Regions from separate parts of the Homo sapiens genome. Here region 1 is linked to region 2. A link is a contact called in ENCODE Hi-C or POLR2A ChIA-PET data. All regions are on one chromosome and are shown on one strand. The core of a region is the stretch at or near the end of the contact, and the rest is flanking DNA. Distances in the headings are between cores, read along the strand shown.

Evidence for each region. A loop is a pair of places that touch in the nucleus more often than their neighbours do. ChIA-PET counts read pairs that join two places held with the same protein, here RNA polymerase II (POLR2A). Pooled maps may share reads with other maps.
Region 1: a loop to region 2 is called in a map with no recorded cell type, with 7 times the contacts of the local background. The contact joins two enhancer-like sites. A Hi-C loop is called at or near these places in 7 of 37 single-sample maps with no recorded cell type and 7 of 50 pooled maps. POLR2A ChIA-PET finds 5 or more read pairs at or near these places in 2 of 52 experiments (AG04450 and OCI-LY7).

Annotation. Positions count from the first base shown.
Region 1 is chr4:105,233,683-105,238,647 of GRCh38, reverse strand. TET2 (tet methylcytosine dioxygenase 2) reads right to left here. Exons shown (of 11, transcript NM_001127208.3): 3 at 1,297-4,751. The coding sequence starts at 4,705. The region is part of intron 2 of TET2-AS1 (TET2 antisense RNA 1); the gene reads left to right. Among named protein-coding and RNA genes, the nearest start is that of TET2, 89 kb to the right of the region's middle. Within about 2 kb of position 1,992, at least 2 of the 41 ENCODE cell types and tissues checked have a DNase peak (open chromatin) inside an H3K27ac peak, as active enhancers do.
Region 2 is chr4:105,059,186-105,063,867 of GRCh38, reverse strand. No RefSeq gene overlaps it. Among named protein-coding and RNA genes, the nearest start is that of TET2, 85 kb to the left of the region's middle. RefSeq lists enhancers at 2,816-2,915, 4,391-4,460, 4,481-4,580. Within about 2 kb of position 2,392, at least 7 of the 41 ENCODE cell types and tissues checked have a DNase peak (open chromatin) inside an H3K27ac peak, as active enhancers do.

The sequences.
Region 1 (4,965 bases), core at 743-3,242, 180 kb before region 2:
AATTAGAAGTAGAGCCTGAAGATGGGGCTGAGTTACTGCAATGTCATGAAAAAACTTGATAAGAAGTTGCTTCTTATGGATGAACAAAGAATGTTTGAGATGGAATATACTTCCAATGAAGATGCTGTAAACTGCTGAAATGACAACAAAGGATTCAGAAAATTACAAAAACTTAGTTGATAAAGCAGCAGCACAGTTTGAGAGGACTGAGTCCAATTTTCAAAGAAATTCTGCTGTGGGTTAAATGCTATCAAACAGCATTGCATGCTACAGAGAAATCTTTTGTGAATGGAAAAATCAATTGATACAGCACTTCACTGTTGTCTTATTTTAAGAAATTGCCACACACACAGCCATCCCAGCAACCTTCAGCAACTACCACCATGATCAGTCCACAGCGATCAATACTGAAGCACGACCCTCCACCAGCAAAAAGATTAGCACTCACTAAAGGCCCAGATAATTGTTGGCATTTTTTTAACAATAAATTATTTTTAAAGTATATATTTTTTAGACACAATGCTATTGCACACTTAGTATGTTACAGTATAGTATATAAATAACTTTTACATACAGTGAGAAACCAAAAAGTCCTTACAACTTGCTTTATTGTAATATTCATTTTATTGTGGTATGGAGCCAAACCCACAATATCTCTGAGGTATGCCTGTATCATATTTTTTAATCAAAAAGATGAAATTTTAGAGAAAAGGGAATCAAAATGAATATAAATCACAACATTCCAAATGTATAAATGGAGAAAAGGAAACTTTAGGAGCACTAAGAGTGTCAGCATTATCATTTCCCCCAACTCATGAAGACTGAAGATAATAATTTCCCTATTAGCCAGAAATCTTGTGAAACTAATATATTTTACCTTGAATTAAAAAATATTTAAAGTTCGTACATTAGACTGCCTATGGTCGTTATTTTCTCATTTTAATAGATTGTTTTTTTGCTGCCTAGCTGTCTCTCCAGGAGATAATATACAAAGAGCTAAATAGGCGAATTGATCTAAAACAGATACATTCAAATTTTACAGGATCTGAAGAGAGGGAAAAATAAACATGCACGATTATTTAATTCTTTTGGAAAAACTGCATGTAAGTGAAGTTCTCTTTCACAAGACACAAGCATCGGTAACTTGACAAAAAATGTAAGCTTCAGATTTTTATGAGCCTTTACAAATTGCTGCCAGACTCAAGATTTAAAAAAAGAAGGAAAATCCCATATCTGAAGATAAATTTGCTAATTCTGGATAAACGCCATGTGTCTCAGTACATTTCTGGCACTTACCTACACATCTGCAAGATGGGAAATCATATTGAGTCTTGACAGGTGTATCCAATAAATTTTTTATAGGAGTATCTAGTAATTTGGAAGGTGACTCTATAAAATTATTGAGAACAGAAGCAGCTGTTCTTTTGGTTGGTGTCTTTTCTGAAGAAGTTGTTTGCTGCTCTAAAGCTGGGGTGTGGCTATCAAGTTCTGCAGCAGTGGTTTGTCTAGTCAAAACTGTGACTGGCCCTGACATTTCAACTTTTACTTGCTTCTGTGATTTGAGAGTAAGAGCCTTATGGTCAAATAACGACTTGGCGTGAAACTGCTTCAGATGCTGCTCCATGGTCTCAATGATGCTCTTTTGCTGCACATTATCACAGCTTGCAGGTGGATTCTCTTGCTTAGTTACCTTTTTCCATGTTTTGTTTTCTGGTGGTGCTGTGTGCATACAGGCATGTGGCTTGCATCCAGGTTCCACCTTAATTGGCCTGTGCATCTGACTATGGCAAGACTCAGTTTGGGGTTGCTGTGTTTGCTGCTGTTCTTGCTTCTGTAAGAGATGCCACCTTAGAGCAGCATGCTTTTGAGTGTCCTTCTGGGGAGGGGTCTGAGTGTGACTTCCTCCCTGGTCAGGCACAGGAAAAACATTTGCATGGTTATGTATCAAGTACCTTTGCTGAGCAAGTTGCGCAGCTTGTTGACCAGACATATCTTGGTTTCTATTTTTATATCCCTGTAGAACTGAAGCTTGTTGTGACTTCTGCTCCTGTTCTTGAAAGCACCTGTGAAGAAGATCTTGCTTTGGGATCACATTATTTGGAAAATATTGCATGTGATGCAAGTTTTGGGTCTTGTTTCCTGCAAAAAGTTCAGGATGTGTAGTCTGTTCTTTATTCTCTGAAACTAGGTGTGTATTGTTTGAACAAGAAACCTGTATTTTGCATGCACTTGATTTCATGGTCTGACTATAAGGGGAATTTCTACGATTTATATTCTGTACTTCCTCCAGTCCCATTTGGACATTATGAGTCTCGAACTCGCTTGATTTTGAATACTGATTTTCACCATGAAAACATTCTTCCACTTTAGTCTGGCCAAAGAATGATCCTTCTCTTTGCTGATCATTGTTGCTTTGGGGGTGAGGAAAAGTCTGGAGTATTTCCTCTTTATTCTTTATTTGTAATTTTTGCTGCTGTTGCTGGTTTTGAGGGAGATGTGAACTCTGGGATGGTTGTGTTTGTGCTGCCTGTTTATGAGGCTTATGTTGCAAAAGGTGTGAGTTTGAAAATGGCTCAGTCTCTGAAGCCTGTTGATTCAAGTGCTGTTTCAACACTGGGGACATAAGTTTTTCAGTTTGGGAATCTGCTCTTTGTTGAAAATGAAATCTAGTGCCACACAGTGACTGCACATGAGCTTTTGGTAAATGGTCTGTTTTGGAGAAGTGCACCTGGTGTGAGGGTTTTTGGAACTGGAGATGTTGGTCCACTGTACCTTGGGACTGCCCTTGATTCATTTCAACTTGGTACATTTGTGACTTGTGCTCCAGCTGTGTTGTTTTCTGGGTGTAAGCTTGCCTTGGGAGCCCCCCAGGCATGTTGGAATTTCCAGTGTATTGTTTGGAGGTCATTTGATTGGAGAGATTGGGTTGATACTGAAGAATTGATGGCAGTGATGCCTCATTACGTTTTAGATGGGATTCCGCTTGGTGAAAACGAGGGGCCTTCAATTCAATCCATCCTGGTTTCAGATAGTGCTGTGTTGGGGGCACAAGATCTCGTGTTTGCTCCTTGTCTCGACCCTTCAGAATCTCTTGCTCTTTGTTTCTCATCAACTGCTGGCAGTTGTCCTGTAGCTCTCCACTGCTACCAAAAATTGGTGGGTTATGCTTGAGGTGTTCTGACATTGGTCTTGTTTTCTCAGAACACAATGGAACAGTCATTGTCCCTGCAGTCTGTATGTCATTCCTGTTCACACAATTATTCTGAGGCCTTTCAGAAAGCATCGGAGAAGGGCTGCATACATGTGTAGATGGATTAGGACTCTGGGAAGGTGGTGCCTCAGGTTTACCCTCTATTTTCACTTCCCTTAAAAGTGTTGTGTTACTTTGGTTGGGGTAGTGGTGGTGTTCTTCTAAAACTCCACCATTCAGAGTGCTTTTTCCTTCTGAAGGAAGCTGAGGAACCTGTGGAAGAGGAGGAGGGGGAGAAAGAAGCAATTGTGATGGTGGTGGTGGTGTGGTAGTGGCAGAAAAGGAATCCTTAGTGAACACTGAGCTTTGCTTGAAGTAAGCACCATTCATTTCATTTTGTTTTAAATACCGTTCAGAGCTGCCACCAGGAGCTTGCAAATTGCTGCTGGAACCTGAACAGAATTCTTCACCAGACGCTAGCTTTGTGGTTCCCTGGATGTTATTTTCTGCAGGAGATGGGCATATCTCAAAAACTGATTTTTGTTGTTGTAGTTGTTCTGGTTTCTGAAAGGAACAGGTATTTAGCATTGCAGCTAGTTTACTGGCATTATCAGCATCATCAGCATCACAGGCCTCACTCACCACTGCAGCTGGCTTTGGAGGCAGCTCAGAGTTAGAGGTCTGTGCGGAATTGATCTGCCCTGAGGTATGCGATGGGTGAGTGATCTCACAGGACAACTCATTAGTAGCCTGACTGTTAATGGCATTTATGTGAGATGTGGTTTTCTGCACCGCAATGGAAACACAATCTGGATAATATTGAGACAGTGTTTTTTCCAGGAGTTCACCATGTGTGTGTTCCACGGAAGAGGCAGAAACTGTAGCACCATTAGGCATTAGCACTGCCTTGTTTTTAAGTAATACAATGTTCTTGTCATGGTAATTAGCACTTTTCCCCTCCTGCTCATTCAGAATCTGAAGCTCTGGATTTTCAGGCCCACTGCAGTTATGTGTTGAAAAACTGGTGAAATCTTTAACTGCATTTTCTTGGGCTACAGAACTCACAGATTCTTTCTTATCACTCAAATCGGAGACATTTGGTTGACTGCTTTCACCTGGATTTCTTTCTTGGCTTACCCCGAAGTTACGTCTTTCTCCATTAGCCTTTTGGTCTTGTTTCAATTTCTTGATCTGAAGGAGCCCAGAGAGAGAAGGTTCACTAACTGTGCGTTTTATTCCTCCATTTTGCAAACACTTGGAATACCCTCTACTTTCTTGTGTAAAGTCAGGACTCACACGACTATTCTGGCTTCCCTTCATACAGGGTATTCCATAATAACTTTTGAAAGAGTGCCACTTGGTGTCTCCATTTACTTCTGGATGAGCTCTCTCAGGCAGTGGGCTTCCATTCTGGAGCTTTGTAGCCAGAGGTTCTGTCTGGCAAATGGGAGGTGATGGTATCAGGAATGGACTTAGTCTGTTGCCCTCAACATGGTTGGTTCTATCCTGTTCCATCAGGCTTGCTTCGGGGCCATCCACAAGGCTGCCCTCTAGTTGAATTCTAAAGAGCATGGAAACAAAAATTAAAATGTGTTTATTTCTATCTATCTATCTATCTATCTATAAAAATACTAATATATCTTAAGGAATAATTGTGGATAAATATCGGAATACCTAGACATAGCAAACTGATATTTATTTTCATGTTTCATAGTGACAACTGACAGCTACTCAGGAAATAAACATTCTTGTCTTCATAGCAACTCTAAAATATT
Region 2 (4,682 bases), core at 1,143-3,642:
TTTTTCACTAAGAATTTTTCTTTACTTTTCACCTTTATGAAACAATAAAGATGATTGTTTGATTAGTACAGAGTTGGTAAGCAGTGCTGTAATACTCTATGGGTATAATGACAAGTGTAACACCTCTTAGGGCAGATTCATCAGTTGAAAGTCAATGCAGTGTTTTTTTCAATTAGTGACTGATTCTGTATCCAAATGGAATCATTTCACAATAAGAGATACAGGCTAATTGGATAATTCTGGATGCAGTTTTATTTCATCTCCTTGTCCATGCAGAGACCTGAGACAAGCCTTGGTATCCAGGTGACCTAGGTTTGGGCTTGGCTTCATCGCTGTATAAATGCTGTAACCTCTGGATTTCATTTAATTTGTTTGTGCTTCATCTGTAAGATGAGAGCTTTAGAGTAGTTTGTCTTTCTGTTCTTCCACCTTTAAATTTACATTTCTAGGGTTAGATTTCTGAATATAATTAAGGTTGACTGAAATATGCAACTGGCTCAAAAGTACTTTCTCCTAAAACAGTCTCTTAAAACAGTGTTTGAAGGTTAAATAGATTAATATATGCATTGTGACTTAATCTTCTAACTAACAATCAATTGTGCCAAGTCCTCATTAATTCTCCCTCCAACAAGATGACATTAAAATGTCCCATTGTAATATTTTAAATTCTTTTCTGGCAGGGGCAGACCTTGAGAAATATTGATCATACTTTAAAAACTCAATTGTCTGAATAGATGGCACATGCCATCATTTCCATAACATATTTCATATAGAAATTCTCAGAAGATGGAAGATGGAAGAACAGGATTTCCCATCTGTGGCATGGTACATGCTCCACCCTTCCCTCATTATACTGCTAACAGCTGCCCTGCCTCAAGTTTATTCAGGTGTCTTTAAAATTCGTTTATGTTTCTGAAATTTTTGAAGTAATAAGTTTTATAAACTTAATACATACTAGTGAGATCGTATTTCCTGGTCTTTGTCTAAAAATCGTCTCTTTCATTTTATTCTAATATTTGCATATGTTCCTCATATCTATTGATTTGAGGATTTTTTTTATTCTTTACACTGCTTGATAACCTTTTGAAAATTCACCATGGAAGAATGACTATCACAGGAGAACTGGTACTTGGAAACCTTGAGGCATTACAAGAAAAGTCTCGGTGTAATGTGCAAATGCTTATAAGCAAGAAGGTGATTTGCCATGACCTTCATAACCCTAGTGTTTACAACAGTGCCTGTTCTAGAGTAAGCAATCAGTAGATTTTTTATTTTTTTTTTTGAGATGGAGTTTCACTCTTGTCACCCAGGCTGGAGTGCAATGGCGGGATCTTGGCTCACTGCAACCTCCACCTCCCAGGTTCAAGTGATTTTCCTGTCTCAACCTCCCAAGTAGCTGGGACGACAGGCGCCCGCCACCACACGCAGCTAATTTTTGTATTTTCAGTAGAGACGGGGTTTCACCATGTTGACCAGGCTGGTCTCGAACTCCTGACCTCAAGGGATCCACCCACCTCAGCCTCCCAAAGTGCTGGGATTATAGGCAGAGCCACTGCGCCTGGCCCCAGCAAGGTATTTTTTTGAAGTCCAATGCAAGTGGTGATTGTCCGACCAAAAAAAAAAAAAAAAGAAAAAATCTCAAATATTTCCTAGCTAGAAAATGTCACCACATCCCTCTCTCAATTTTGGAGATTTTTTATCATGCCTAGCAACAATATTGGAGAGTAAAATGTAAAAACCATTTCATTGGTTATAAAGCACTGGAAATATGATAATTAGGGCAGTCCAGATGCTCACTCTTCCTGTTGGAATTATATTGACATTATCATTTCATTTTGTTTGTTACTCATAACAGTATTCCCATCTTGGCACTTAAGCAGAAAAGCTTCACTTGTTATGGTTGTTTCACAGTTGATTCCATTATTTGACTTCCTGTTTTCACAATTTGCCAACCAATCAAATATATCTGTGGTTTTAAAACATGTGTCAACTGAACAGATATCAAGAATAAAATGCACATATACATCCCAAAAGACCTCTGTCAAAATCAGTAAGATTGCACAAGGCAGGAACCTCGGATGGCACTTTAACAGAAGAAAATTGTCAGAAATTATTTCATTCAATGTAGTATCTGAGCTTTAATAAACCATGTCTTATCTCTTTTGGCCAGTGGACAGTTTCTAATTGGTAAGGGTCCAAGGTAAGGCAAACAAATGCAAGGAAACCTGTCTGCCTGACTTTATATATCAGCAAGATAGTCCTATCGTACATCAACGAACAGGCTTCAAGTTGACAACAGGAAAAATGTGACTCAGCTTATACAAAAGGGGAAGTCCCAGCGTTGGGCTCAAACAATGGGTCTGTCATTTTACTGCTTTGCTGGTCTGTCTTACCTTTTTGAAGACATGCACGGGTTGAGGACTCATCAATCTTCTCGGTCCTAGGCAGGGTCAGTAAATTTAGTATCCAGGGAGAGGCATTATTCCAGGTCATGAGCAGAGCAGAGGAAACAATGGGGAACTTGTGGTCAGGCTGGTAAAGTGATACCTTAAATTCCAGGAATACTTGATTTGGGAATGGAAACAGGATAGGCCCAGCAGCAAAACAAGAGCAGCACAAAATCCTCCTTAGAATGATCAGTCTAGTGAATGAATTAAACAAAGAAAGCAGACTGTGAGGGATATGTTTATTTTCTCCTATACTCACATATCTGCAGTTCCTTCTGCAGAAGATGTTACTGCAGAAGCAGTAACAACTAACTCATTGATGCAAAAACATTTTATGATATGACACTAAACACTGTGTATATGTGATTTACACGTTATGTGTTAATTTGAGTTTTAGAGGGATCTTTAAGTCATATAGGGCTGAGGAAAACATGTACTTCTTTGGCAACTGAGCTACATCTTACATAAAATAACACCACCAACACCGTATGGGCAGACCTCACTGTGGAGTCAAAGGCAGAAATAGTATGTTCTCCAAATGAGTCACTCCCAGAGGTCCTGTGGTCTTTAAAAACCTGACCACTATTATTCTCTGTGCTTATAGGTTGTTCTTAGTTGCTGCCTTGAGGCTTCCCCTCACTTCACTGTTTCCACTTCTTCTTTATTGACTTTTGTGAAGTCACCATTCTCTTCCTCTTTCATGGTAAAGTGATGGTAAATGTGGGTGATTAGGATGTTCAGTGAAGCACAGACTTATTAACAGGAACCAGGAGGAATGGCTAATGTTGCTAGGGTTTAAAAGTTTTACATAAAAGACAATCACAGTAGTAAAATAGTCATCAGTAAGAACATGACTTTTCTTGTTTCATTGAAAAAATGTTTAGTACTTTTGACTGAATTATTTCTAGAGTATGACAAATCTGTTTTATTGTTTTCCTATAACTTGGGGTCATTTTGTTCTGGCCTGTGGTATGCAATGCCCCAGAATATTTTATATATATTTTTTTTATTTTTATTTTTATTTTTTTTTGAGATGGAGTCTTCCTCTGTTGCCCAGGCTGGAATGCAGTGGTGTGATCTCAGCTCACTGCAACCTCTACCTCCTGGGTTCAAGCAATTCTCCTGCCTCAGCCTCCTGAGTAGCTGGGATTACAGTGCATGCCACCATGCCCGGCTAATTTTTGTATTTTTTTTAGTAGAGACGGGGTTTCACCATGTTGGTCAGGCTGGTCTCGAACTCCTGACTTTATGATCCGCCCACCTCGGCCTCCCAAAGTGCTGGGATTACAGGTGTGAGCCACTGCGCCCGGCTGCCCCAGAATATTATTAAGGATAGGTTTTTACTTCTAGTATAACCATATCTTCCTTATCTTTGTATGCTTAATACACAGTCAGTGCCTGAAACCTGTCAATCGCTTAATAAGCGTTTTTAATTGAATGAGTACATTTTCAAATATATCTTGATTAGTTACACTTTCTTTGAAAGAGCCCCCCAAAATAGATATAATTTTATAAAACTAGTACAGGGCTGAAACTGAACAACAAAACTGGAATTCCCTCTCCTGGGCCTCTCCAGAAAATATAGCTGAGATTGATCCTTTTGGTCACCACAGAAATAAAGAATGAATAAAAAGAGCCAGCAAAAAGAAGTCTTTAAAGACAACAAAGAGACTCTGTAGAGTTTTATGACAGGTTTAGATAATTAAAACTCATCACAAGGAAGGACATTTAGGAAACAGGAAGGGCTGACTTCATTCTACCCACAAGATTTCCAGAATCTTTCTTGATTCAGATGAGAGTGGAGGTCCCTCTTCTCCCCATTCCCACCCCACTCTTGAGTGCTGTGCTGCTTCTCCTTTCTCTGTTCCTGTTCTCAGTCTCCCATGTCACACAATAGTAACAAAATGACTAAAGTCTTACTCACTGAATATATTATGTGAGCCAAAAACAAGTGTTCTGGCAGCTTGGTGAACTTACCAAATCTCCTGAGTCTCAAGGTAGCACTGGCTTAAAGTCCTTGATGGAGCTTGAAGAAGAAAGTGTAATACATCTGTTCTCAAAATTCACTTGACTAACTCCATCACCTCCTTCAAGTCTGGGCAAATCTCACCTTCTCAATAAAGCCCGCTCTGACTGTCCTCTTTAATGCCGCAAACTACCCCTTCCCCAACACTACCTTCTGGCATTCCTGATCTTTCTTATTCTACTGTTTTTCTTTTCAGTGATGTTTATCAT